Linked DNA regions of Homo sapiens: region 1 is linked to region 2. A link is a contact called in ENCODE POLR2A ChIA-PET data. All regions are on one chromosome and are shown on one strand. Each heading gives the region's core, a stretch centred on a gene start or an enhancer-like site at or near the end of the contact. The rest is flanking DNA. Distances are from core to core; before and after follow the strand shown.

Evidence for each region. ChIA-PET counts read pairs that join two places held with the same protein, here RNA polymerase II (POLR2A).
Region 1: POLR2A ChIA-PET joins it to region 2 with 12 read pairs in Panc1. The contact joins two enhancer-like sites. POLR2A ChIA-PET finds 5 or more read pairs at or near these places in 2 of 52 experiments (Panc1 and T-cell).

What each region holds. Positions count from the first base shown.
Region 1 is chr3:157,116,458-157,122,744 of GRCh38, forward strand. All of the region lies in intron 1 of LINC00880 (long intergenic non-protein coding RNA 880), which reads right to left. Among named protein-coding and RNA genes, the nearest start is that of LINC00880, 3.4 kb to the right of the region's middle. Within about 2 kb of position 3,139, at least 6 of the 41 ENCODE cell types and tissues checked have a DNase peak (open chromatin) inside an H3K27ac peak, as active enhancers do.
Region 2 is chr3:152,234,323-152,240,660 of GRCh38, forward strand. No RefSeq gene overlaps it. Among named protein-coding and RNA genes, the nearest start is that of MBNL1, 31 kb to the right of the region's middle. Within about 2 kb of position 2,614, at least 3 of the 41 ENCODE cell types and tissues checked have a DNase peak (open chromatin) inside an H3K27ac peak, as active enhancers do.

The sequences.
Region 1 (6,287 bases), core at 1,889-4,388, 4.9 Mb after region 2:
TAACTTGAAGGAGTTTTGTGTCATGTTATTACTATCCAAGACTTTGTGTCAGAGACTGAAGAGAAATAAAGCACTAAGGGACAGGACATTCAATTTTGACACCCCTTCGTTTCTCCATGATTGTCATTTCTTAAATGTTCCACTTATTTCCTCCATGAGTCAACTGGGCTGGACTTATTGCAGCTCTCAGGTGGAAACTGGTCCTAGTTGTTCTTCATGCATGAGATTTATCTCTTCTAGCTAGACTCCAAGTTACTCTATAAAAGTCTCAGGGCTTTATAATTCCCGCAAGGTTTCCTACTGAGGGCTGGACATACAGGAGGTGCTTAATAAGTGTTAAATAACCATGTCCTGCTTGGTCAGCATCACAGTTTTAAACTCACTTCATGCTAAAGTCAGGTCATGCTATTCAGGTGCTCATTGCATTCATGAGAAGGCACAAGGGCAAAGAAGAATGATCGCCCGAGGTTTATACCCAGTGAATGACAGAGCCAAGCCTCAATCCCAGGTCTTCTGAAATCAAATCCAGTTCTCACTAACTCTTCTGTCTATCATAGGATGGATAAAGAAAATAGGCTAAAGGCATTTAGGTTAAAGCTGGTGAAAAGTGAAATCGTTCATTGCTGGGGGTGGAGGGTGGGGCAGGTCTTAAAATTTTTAAAGGACAATTTAACTGTTATATCCTCAGCTTACTACATAAGTTACACAAAGACTTCCATACATTTATGTAATTGTAACAGTGTTTAACTTTTTTCTTGCAAGAGTTCCATCATAATCAATTGGTTTAGCAGAATAAAAATTGGTTTCTTTTTAGCTGAAGAACTAAAAATAGGAGGCAAATTAATATTCAGCAAATGAGATGAATCTCTATGAGGTATGGCTTTATTGTTCTGATGAACACCAACTCAATGTGGTGTTCGAAATGTCTCAGTAACACCCATATTCATGTTCAAAGATGATGTCACCAAGGAACATCCACAGGCATTCACTGAGTGCACAGCACGGTTCTGGATGGCTTTCCAGAACCATCAGCTAGCTATAGGACCTTAGGTACATACTAAAGGACCCAACGTTTTTTTAACACCAACCATGTTCCAGAAACCTTGAAAAACACTTTGCATGTTATTACATTTAACCCTTGTGACAACTTTATGATTTAAAATGAGGACCCTTAGCAGAGAGTAGTCATTAATTTACTCAAAATGACATGGCCAATAAATGGCAAAGCTGGGAGCTGTATCAGATATTAGTGACTCCAAAGCCCATATTTTTCCCACTATACCAGAGCTTCTCAATCCTAATTCATATTAGTATCACCCAAGGAGCTTTCATATTGTAATGATGCCTGGGTCTCACCTCAGACCAATTACATCAGAATATCTGAGGATCTATCCTGGATGTTTTTTTCTGGATGTCTTTTCATCACCCTAAGTGATTATACTATGCAACCAGAGTTAACAACCACTGAACTGGGTGTGCTGAGACTCAGTGCCTTCAACTGTAAAGTAGATGGAGATCTCTACTTTCTACTTCTGTAGTCACCAGAAGGCTAATTACCCTGGGGCCAATAGCTGCCTGAGAAGCCCCAATCTGCACCTAGAGTAAGCAGTTGTCACCCATACTGTCAGATATTCTCCCAACTTTCTACTTAAGTGTGGGCTATGAGTACAGCTGTTTAAACTTCCAGGAATGGGACTCTAAGATATACAATTATTTCATATATTCATATATATGTGAACCCCAAATATCTGAGACAGATCTCAGTTAATTTAGAAAGTTTATTTTGCCAAGGTTGAGGATGCATGCCCATGACACAGCCTCAGGAGGTCCTGATGACATGTGTCCAAGTTGGTCAGAACACAGCTTGGTTTTATACATTTTAGGAAGACATGAGACGTCAATCAATATATATAAGCTGTACATTGGTTCTGTCTGGAAAGGCGGCACAACTTGAAGCTGGGAGGGAGCTTCCAGGTCACAGATACTTGAGAGACAAACGGTTCATTCTTGTGAGTTTCTGATTAGCCTTTCCAAAGGAGGCAATCAGATATGCATTTATCTCAGTGAGCAGAGGGGTGACTTTGAATAGAATGGGAAGCAGGTTTGCCCTAAGCAGTTCCCAGCTTGATTATTCCCTTAGTGATTTGGGGGCCCGAAGATTTATTTTCCTTTCATATATATATATATATATATATATATATATTTTTTTTTTTTTAAATCAGAACAAGGCCCTAAAACTCTAGAAAGATTCCCATGCCATTATTTTCTCTGTCTTTCTTTCCAGATATCAATCATAGCTATTTTGGTGAAATCCCTATTGCTCCAAACTATTTTAGTGCTGCCTCTCTGCCATCATGACAACAAAGGTCTTTTGAAAAATGTTCATAACCTTTGACCCAGAATTCTTTTAAGGAGGTAAACCAAAAGCAAGGAAAAAAAAGAACAAAAAAAGCTTTGGGAAGAAAGATGTTCACTGCAGTATTATTTATTATAGTGGAAAACTGGAGAAAACTCTTATGTGTAACAGTAGAAAAACAATTTAATAAAATATGAGGTAGCTTACTAAATGGAAAAATGCTTATTGCAAATGGTTTTTACATAGAGAGTTAACATGGAAAAATATTAATATTAATTCATGTTAAAATGCTGAATGAATGCAGGTACAAAATTACATAGTGATCTATGAGTTACATTACATAGTGTCATATCAACTATGTACGTCTTTTTATACACAGAAAAAAGAAGAAAAAATTATATTATTCCAAGGTTAAAATACCTAAAATTTAGAATATTTAGAATTGGGTTAAAGTACCTGAAATTGTTTCCACTATCAACCCAATTCTATATGTTTGAAGAACAGCATGTGAAGGTGGTTATGGAGCAGGCCCTGTCCAGAGAAATTTTATATCCGGCCCTGGGACCTCTAGGCCTGTATACACAGATAGAGGACTTATAAACAGCAGAGTTGAAACATGAGTGAATCTGAAAGAGCCAGTCCCTCAAGATGAATCCTGAGTGGCTACATAAATTTAATATAGAGCCAAACGGCCATTTACTGACTAGAGATTACACACTACTCTGAGTTCCTGGAAAACCCACAGTCGGCTTAACACTGGGGCTTTGACAGCTGACTGTTACCGCTCATGTGGCCTGAAGCAACGGAATAGGCTGTGCTCCCCATCAACCAATCAGGACTCAGCTGCATTGATCAATCAGAACCAAGCCAGTTTGAATTGTTCATTTGCATAAATGGACCTGATTGGGAACCCAGGTAGGAATTTTCTCTGTAAACGCCAAACTGTCTCTTTGTTCTCTTCATTTTACACTTAGGGCTATGTTTCCTCGTCTGTAAACTGTTCATTGTAATAAAGTCTGTTTCCTCTAAATTCCTTTTCAGAGAACTTTTGTTCACACATAAAACCACAGGTCACGTGATTTTTTTGTTTGTTTTTGGAATGGTATGCACAGATAAATTTAAAATTACAGTCAAGGGAGGGGTAGCTAAGACAGCCCAGTGACGATGATCAATTCTACGTCAGGAAGAAATCAAGAAGAAAATGGGGTTCACAAATGAGTTAGTAACAACCGAGATTTCCACTTTGAAAGTATCTTCACACCGTTATTTCACGGGATCCTCAAAACCCCCTGAGGTGGTAGGAAGGTGATTGTTGGTGTCAGTCCCATTTTGCAGAAGAGAAAAATGAGTGTCAGGCAGAGTGGCTCGCTCGGTGCCCTGGCGGCGGCAGCGCGCCAAGGCCCAAGGCCCCTCTGGTCTCTGGGCTTAGACCTACGGCAGGAGGCGGGGGAAGCCTGCAGCGCAGCTCAGCAGCAGGTGGCAAGCCCTCTACCCGCTGGGAACGTTCAGGGTTATCAGCCCGTGGGAAGCAAGGTAGGACCCGCAGCTTGCAAGAATCTGCAAGGTGGGAACGGCGTTCGGGATGTGTTTGGCCCCCCAAGGCCAAGGCACGAAGGGGTCCCAGGCGGGTCGCCAGCGGCGCGGCTTACAATGGCCGGTTCGACCCAGAACGGTCGCCGCCGCAAGGCGGGTGAACTTTCCCGCCCTATGCGCCTGTTTCCGCGGGCCAGGCCGTCCGCCCGCGCCGCGTGGCCTGCCTAGCTGCACCTTAGCCCCCATGCGCCGGGTAGGCCCGGGCCCCGCCGCCGCGCTCTGAGCCCGCGTGGGTCTCACAACCATGGCCCTCTTATCTGCTCCTGTGCTTCGGTGTTTGGTTTTCCCTGTTTGACAGACTGAACCTTGTACTTTCGCAAATAACAAGTGTTTGCTCAGCAATCCAAGCAGCACCGGCAAGATTGCAGGTGCTGCGGCGGGCATGAGAGGTCATGCATTCGGGATGCCAGGAGGTCCTGGAGTCAGGAGCCCTGCAGCCCCTTCAGGGATGCCAGTGGCTTGGGCTGAACCCCAGACTCTGCCCTCGAACTTGAAGGGAACTTGAAGCTTCTTTAGGCCAAGTTTTATTGAAGGGTGTCCTGGGACACAATTCAGTGACTAGTAAATTTTGGCCATCGGAAAGCTCTCTTTACCCTAAAGAAAGACGAATACACTTAATGACAATTATGATAATAATAAATTTAGAAAGGCAATGGTAATTCTTTTTTTCCTAACTTGTCTCACTCTACTTCTTTTAAATTCAAAACAGGTCCCCTTTTTGCTGTTGTTAAAAAGGATTTTTTAACTTCTGAAATTAAAGCAGAGTATTTCACTTTTGTTAAAAAATAGAACTTAATCCACAGTTGAGATTTTTGTTTTTCTAGACTTGAAAATCTGCTTGTAATTTGCACAAATGCCTTTCACTTCAAAACCTTTTATCCAAATAGAAGCACAAAGTTGTACTTGCCTTTCCTTCCACAGAAGGCGTTTCCAGTATCTTGCATACACAACAACTTGCTCAGGTTAAACATAGTTTCATTAAAGAGCTATTAAATGGTGCTCTTAAAGTTTATCTTTGCATTTTAAAAGGGGTATAGATGTTGCCAAAACAGCAAGGATAGCATGTAGGGTACTTTGCAGTTCTCTAAACTTTTTCCTCCCTGGAGTCACTGAAGTCCCTTCCTGGCTTAAGTCACTTTGGTACTCAATACAGTGTTTGTTTACATCATTTAGCATTATGCCCCTTAGCTTTACCCAGTGTCATTTTAAGAAATGATCGGGTGAAAAACAGCTTTAAATTATCTGTAAAATTGCCATAGATATTCATTATGTTGCTTCACATAAAAAATTCCTTGCAACTAATTTCCACTTGGACTTTAGTACTAGAATGAAGTTTGCCTATGTTTTCTTTTTTCAGTTAATGAAAGCTGTGGAATGCATGGGACTATTCTTTTTGCCTAGGAATCTCAGAACTTAATTTTGAGGATCCTCCTTAGCCTACATTTTCTGACATAGTTCTTACCCTACATCTCCCTTTCCCCCAACCACCATCAGATATTTCTTTCTCTAAGTTATTCATCCCATCTTTGTTTTAAGGTACCTATATATTCTTTTATGATTCCCTTTAAAAAATCGCAGAAGTAGGAAGATATAAAAATTAGTTATTCTAGACTTCCTCAAAATGTTCTTTCAATCTGCTTTTAAATGGCATATACAATCATTCTCGGCTTTGGCATTTGGTTCAGGTGACACCTGCAAGTTACCTTACCAAAGGCCTACCCAGAATTGTGTACAATCCCAGCAAACAAGGCTCTGCCCCTCTCAAGAGTACTCTCAAACAGCAATGCATATCTCATCTAATGCATTACTATTTTGTGAGTCACTAACAAGCTTCAGTACTTTGTTTTATTAGTAACAACTGACTCACAGCACACCTTGTAGCTGTGGAAGCCCCATCTGATACCCAGACCCCTGATGCAATGCAGCTGCTCTGAGATATGCCGGGAAACCACAGCTCAGGAATCAGTTCTTATTTTCCTTCAAGTAGCAGCACAGATTTCCTTACTTTCAACTGTCATGAGCTGAACTCATTTTTCAACGAAGCCTAACATCTGTGCTTCCTTCCATCCAGCAGGAAAACTTTATTTCCCCAGAACTTATTTCTTCAGTCAAAGGTGTCTGCCAGTTCTCAAGAGAGCTGTACTTACAAAGATGCCCAAGAAGCAACTGGGAAAAACTCTTTGGGGTTCTGAGGACCCTTAGAGGAAAAGCTGATGGAAAAGAGGAAGGGAGTGAATGTCTCCTGAACCCCGGCTCTGTGCTAGGCACTCCTTGGCAAATTTCTTTTAGCCTTACCAGCAGGCCTCTGATTTAGACACATTTATATGCATTTTCCCCA
Region 2 (6,338 bases), core at 1,364-3,863:
GTAATAAAGAATGATTTTTATTTTCCTTCTCACAGTTTTTTTATTTTCTAAACTTTTATGATGATCATATATTGCTTCTACAACTCCCATCCACCAAAAAACTATATCTATAGTGTACGTATATATATATATATATACACACACACACATATATTTGTGTATGTATATCTCCAGAAAAAGTATTTTCAAAAAGCAAAAGTTTATCATGTCCTGACCTTCAAGAAACCTTTAAAACTACTGATTTACTTAAGAACACAAAATAAGGTCTTAGTTTCCCTAGTGTGTGCCAAGTATTTGAGCTTTGATATTTTTGTGAGTTTTTAGTCACTGTGAACATGTGAAGCTTTCTAAAAGCTATGTAACTGCTGGTAGTTGGCTTTTGGGAAGAACAGATACATTAAGGTCCAATTTCTAAATGTTTTATTATAAAACAGTACCTTGAAAAGCTCTTCAGTATGATTATCGAGGGCTCAGTCTGTAGTGACCACATGGGTATCTATACTTGCCATCAACTGTCAGAACTAGTCTTCAATGTCAAAAAGAGTTATTTCTATTGATACAGACCACTACCTCCAAAAACCAGAGATTAAATTCTTCCTAAGAAATACCACTTCTCTTATTGATGATTAACAGTTCCACAAACTGTGGATTCCACATTTTCAAATACGTATCTCATCATAACTACAAAGAAAAAGCAAATAAATGAAGCCAATGTATCATTTTATGAGACCTCCCAACACTAATTGCTCCATTGTTCCCTGGCGCCCTTGTTATAAAAGTGGCTGCAACTATCTCATTTGCTGAGGCCACCACTGATGGCTGTTGCATTACCTTCTCCATGGCTAGACATAGCCAGTACCCAGCAACTTCCCTCTTGGGACTTTTTTCTGACCTGCCCCCCATTTAGAAACATATTCTTCTCTTGTACTGGTTTCATGCTGTTGAAGGAAAACATATCCTTTTTTTGTTTCACTATAGAAATAATAAACATAGCCCTCATCCACTTGGCAGAAACAAAAAAATGTTTACCTAACTATATAAAATGCCTCTGCTCAGGAATTTGAAATGTTCTTACAGAAAAGGGTGTTTCTCACAAAAAAAGTTTTTTGTTTATGTAATCCATTTGCTAGGACATGAAGACTCTTGGAACTTACAATATCATTTGATTAAAATTGTAATGAATGTCCCAGGTAAGAAGTATTATATCTTTAAATAATTTCACATTTATAAAAAAATAGAAAGAAAATGGAGTGTTGATCAGAAAATTTTAATTTAAAAAGTTATTAAAAGATGTTAAATAGATTAAAAATGGAAGACTATTTTTAAAGAATTCTATTTTATATTATTTATCCAAGAAGATTAGAAAGACTATTATTTGTATTTTATAATTCACTAGTTACATTAAACAATTTTTTTTTCAGTACCTAATATGCCAAAGAACTGAGTTGAGACAACAACAAAATGAAGCATACTTTCCTCCTTTGGAGCAGAGAGTAGATAGTATATTTTCCTGATTCTAAGACTTTGTGTTCCTGTTTGAACATGTCTCAAACCAGGATTGGTCTTTTAGTTAATGAATACATTTGAAAGAGTATTATTAATCATTCATGCATCTTACATTTGACTCCAGTCTTCTACTGTCCCTGATGATCTAGAAGCAGAAATCAGAAAGCCAATGCCACTTCATGCTATGGGGATGTTCCAAATCCTATCAGGGACAAAAGAATGGGTGAGCTAGGTCTTGAGAGAATCCTGCTCTGCATGAGTTATTTCTATGGCTGCTGCATTCTAAATGACTAAGCATTTCTGACCCTGAAGAACCTGGCATGTGTCCTTATGACCCCACGTGAGAGGATTATAGAGAAAGGCATTAATTTGACTGGGATATCAGGAAAGATTTAAAGATACTGGAGCTGTCAGATTATTTTTATAAAAGCATTGTTTTGCTTCCATTATTTCTTTGTTCAAAAAATATCAAATATCCAGCCTGAGCAACATAGTGAGACCCCTATCTCAACAAATAAATAAACAAATAAATAAATAAGCCTGGCATGATGTTGCATGCTTGTAGTCCCAGCTACTTGGGAGGCAGAGGCAAGAGGATTGCTTGAGCCTGAGAGGTTGAGGCTACAGTGAGCAATGATCATGCCACTGAGAACTGAATTTTTAATTATATTTAATTTTAATCAATTAAATTTAAATTTAAAAAGGGAAACTGATTTTCTATATTGCTGCATATTTGAATGATAACATTGTTTATATATTGGGTTAAATAAAATATTTTATTAAAATTTATTTCACCTCTTTCTCTTTAAGGTAGAGACTACAATATTTTTAATGATACATATGGTTTGCATTATGTTTTTCTTAGACAATGCTAGTCTAAGGACAATAAAAAAGCCTGCTTTTCTTGACATTCTACACTTCAAATAAAACATTCCCTTTCCTCCAGATTTCCTCCCTGTTATAAAAGACTTTTGGTTGCAAGTGACAGAAGTTTAATTCAAACTGGTTATAGAAAAAAGAAAGAATTTATTGGCTTAGTTAATGAAAACAAGCTGAAGAGGGATTCAGGCATAGTTGGAGTCACAGACTCTGATGATGTCATCAGAACCCTCTTCCTCTTCTCACTTTCCCTCAGGTCTGCTTTCCTCTCTGTTGGCTTCATTCTTTTACTGGTTTTCTCCTCACAGTAGTCCCCAGTTTTAGGCTTATATAATTCTTACAGCTAGCCAATCCCAGCAAAAGCAGAACTTAAAATTTCCATAAGTAAGTCTTATTGGCTGGCTTGAATTACACGCTCCTCTTTGAACCAATCACTGTGTCAAAGGAAAACAATTAAACTTATTTCCCAGACATTGGTCATATGCTTACACCAATGTTGGTGTAGGAGGAAATTGATGCCACTCACCTCACATGCAGTGATACCAAAGAAGGGCCTGTTCCTCAGAGGAAAATCGTGACAACTTGTCACCAGAAGAAAGAGAATCATTAATGGGTAGGAAAAAACACAGACACCCAAAAAAGCTGATTGTTCACACTAGAAGTTTTTTCTTCTTCTTCTTCGGAAGACATATAAGACGCCTGGTCAACATAATGAAACCCCATCTCTACTAAAATACAAAAATTAACCAGGCGTGGTGGTGGGCGCCTGTAATCCCAGCTACTCGGGAGGCTGAGGCAGGAAGATCGCTTGAACCCAGGAGGTGGAGGTTGCAGTTAGCCAAGGTCGCGCCATTGCACTCTAGCCTAGGCTACAAGAGTGAAACTCAATCTCAAAAAAAAAAAAAAAAAAAAAAAAGACACTGTTCCTTACAACACCCTCCATTTTCTGAAGCCCCTTTCTCTCTGGCTTCATCTGTTGTGCTCCTTCACCACCCCATTCCCAACCCTTCCAGTTTATGCCTCCCAAATAGGATACTACATGTAGCTCCGTGAATATGATTCTGTTTCTCTGACTTTCATGCCTTTTCCAATTTGTCCCCTCCCCTTTCAAACACCCATGAAGTCCTACTCATCCTCAAGTGTCAATTCAATCATTACACTTTCTGAGCCAATTCTTGATTTGGCTAGCCTAGGACATGTTCTGTAACTCTCCTTTGCGTTTCCCCTGAAACGGTACACCTTCTAGCAGATCAGTTTCCAATTCAAGTGTATAATTTAATTGTATGACGGGACTAATGTATATTTTTTTTAACCTTGCTTTTCCCCCTTTAGAACCTTGCTTTCTTGCTCAGGCTGGACCTGAACTCCTGGGTTCAAGTGATCCCCCTGCTTCAGCTTCCCGAGTAGCTAGGACTACAGGTACACACCACTGTGCCCAGCGAGGGCTAATGTAAATCTTGAGCAATGTCTGCTTGAAGTGGTATATTTTAAATGATCGATTTCATATAGTTTAATGAAGGGAGTATTTAGAGGTGTTGCCATGATTAGTAGTAAATGAGGTATGGCAGAGATGAGCAATGGTGGAAATTGCTAATTGGATTACCACCCCTAGACCTGAAAGGCAAGGAAGAATCATGATATTGGAACCTAGTAATAGCTAATAGCTGAGACTGAGAAAGACAGAGAGTAGCTGTGGCTGTAGGTGGAGGGATACAGACACTTCCAAAACCATGCCCTGGCAGCATAAAGGAGATACAAATAAGCACTCCAAATTCTCTCTTCTCTATATCATGCTGATCCATCCATTAGCCAAAGTTAGCTGGAATTTATTTGTATTCCCAGTCCCTATCATAACTCCCTACATATAGCAGATACAAAGTATTGAATGAATGACTCTCCATAAATCTCCTATATTCCTAGTTTTTTAAAGTTCATTTTTCTTAGTAAACACAATCAATGTAATATAAATGTACAACTAGATGTGATTTGTTAACCTTTGCTATGTTTTCAAATAAATATATTCAAAAATTAGAAGAATATTTTTGTCCAACTATTCATTCACAAATTAGGTTTGAAAATGCTCATCACCATCGTTCTCAGGAAACACGGTCTTCTTGGCCCTGTACCTATGATATTCAATTAATCCTCACAGTACCCCAGTGGAGTTAGTATTATCATCCACTTTTATATGTAAGGAAACTAAGGGTCAGAGATACTTGAAAATAATCAGACTATGCTATCCTCTTCAATTCTTTAACTGCATGTTAAAGAATTTAAATATTTAAATTTATGTTAAGATAAATATAAATATAAATGTTAACATAAATATTTATTTATTTATGTTAAAGAATGTTAAAATATTTAAGCCATTCTCTTAATAAGTAAAAAACAAAATCAGTGAACCAGAAATATTTCTGTCACCACTGAGCTATGAAAAGAGCAGTTGAAATATTGCTACTTCAGTAGTTTTAAAGTGGCCATGAAAATATACCTTGAGAAAGAAATAGTGGTTAAAACCATAAATATATTTATTTTATTTTACTTGAAATCTGTTTCCAGGGACATATGCACAGATGCTTATTTTCTTCTATGTGATAGGCGCATAATAGCAAAATTTACAAAAAAAGAAGAAAAAGAAGAAGAAAGCCGATTTAGGATTAAAATGGTAAATGCAAATGAAAATAATGGGAAATACGAAAACTTTAATATTTTTCTAATCTGCATGGTTTTTGAAATTTCTTTGGAAGGGTATTTTGAAAGTTCTAAATGCAAAATGTGATTATTACTATATTGTTACCTTTATCAAAATATCCTTTCATAAGAAAATAGTGCCCGAATTGTATTTAAAAAGAAGGTATTTTTGTGTATTAGATATATTAATCATAAACTATTTTTAATGCAATATATGATGTAACATGTTCATATATATTATAAACTCCTAACACATGTTTAAATGTATTTTTTCTTGCAATTATGTACTGCTTGGCACATAGAAGAAACTAACAATGTGTTGACTGAGTTTATTCCAAATGCTAGTAATAACTCAATAGCAATAAGCACTACTAAGGTTTAGATGGTGATCTCAAAAATCCCTGTCTACCAAAAGCAACGAAGGTTCTTTAGAGAAATGGGTGATTTCAGTTCTGGGGCAAGAAATACACAAAATGAACCTGGCTATCTTGTGCCAGAAATCAAAGACATTATCAGAGAATATTAGGGTCATCTCAAGAGGTTACCATAGCCAGCATGAAAAGCCCTAAAATGGAGGATGGGGAGAATGGACCATCACCAAAAAAGAAAAATTATTGCAATGCATTCAAACAGAATGTACTTATAATCCTACATATCAATAAAAAGCTGACAATTATGCAATAAAGAAATGTTTGGTCCTGGTAGTAGGTGATCAGGTAAAAAAAATAATAATGAGATAAAATAAAAAGAAAAGTTTGGAATGAATTAACAGGTAGTTCACAAAACTGGAATTGTAAAGGAGGATACAACATTAATATGTGTTCAATATCCACAGTAATCAGGGAAAAGCAAAATAAAAATATTAAGACTCCATTTTCTTGTCCATCAGATTGGCAAATCTTTAAAAGTTTAATTAAAGCAAATACTGGCAATCGCATAAAAAAACAGGAAATGTTGGAGATTAAACCTTTTTTGACTGGGCCATTTGGCAGTGACAATTAACATTTTAAATGTATATGCCTTCTGACCTAACAATTCTACTTTCCTGTATCTACCTCACATAAAGACTTGTACTACTTTTAGAGAGATATTTAAAATGCTCAACTGATCACATTATTTTTAGCTGTGAAGAGTAACACAAATTCAATCAGTGAGGGAATTAGATATATATGAATCAGTTCAAAAGTATGTCTTGGGATACCTTCAAGCCATATTAAGCTTTTTAAAAGTCCCAGTGAAGAACATACAGTGTGATGTTATTT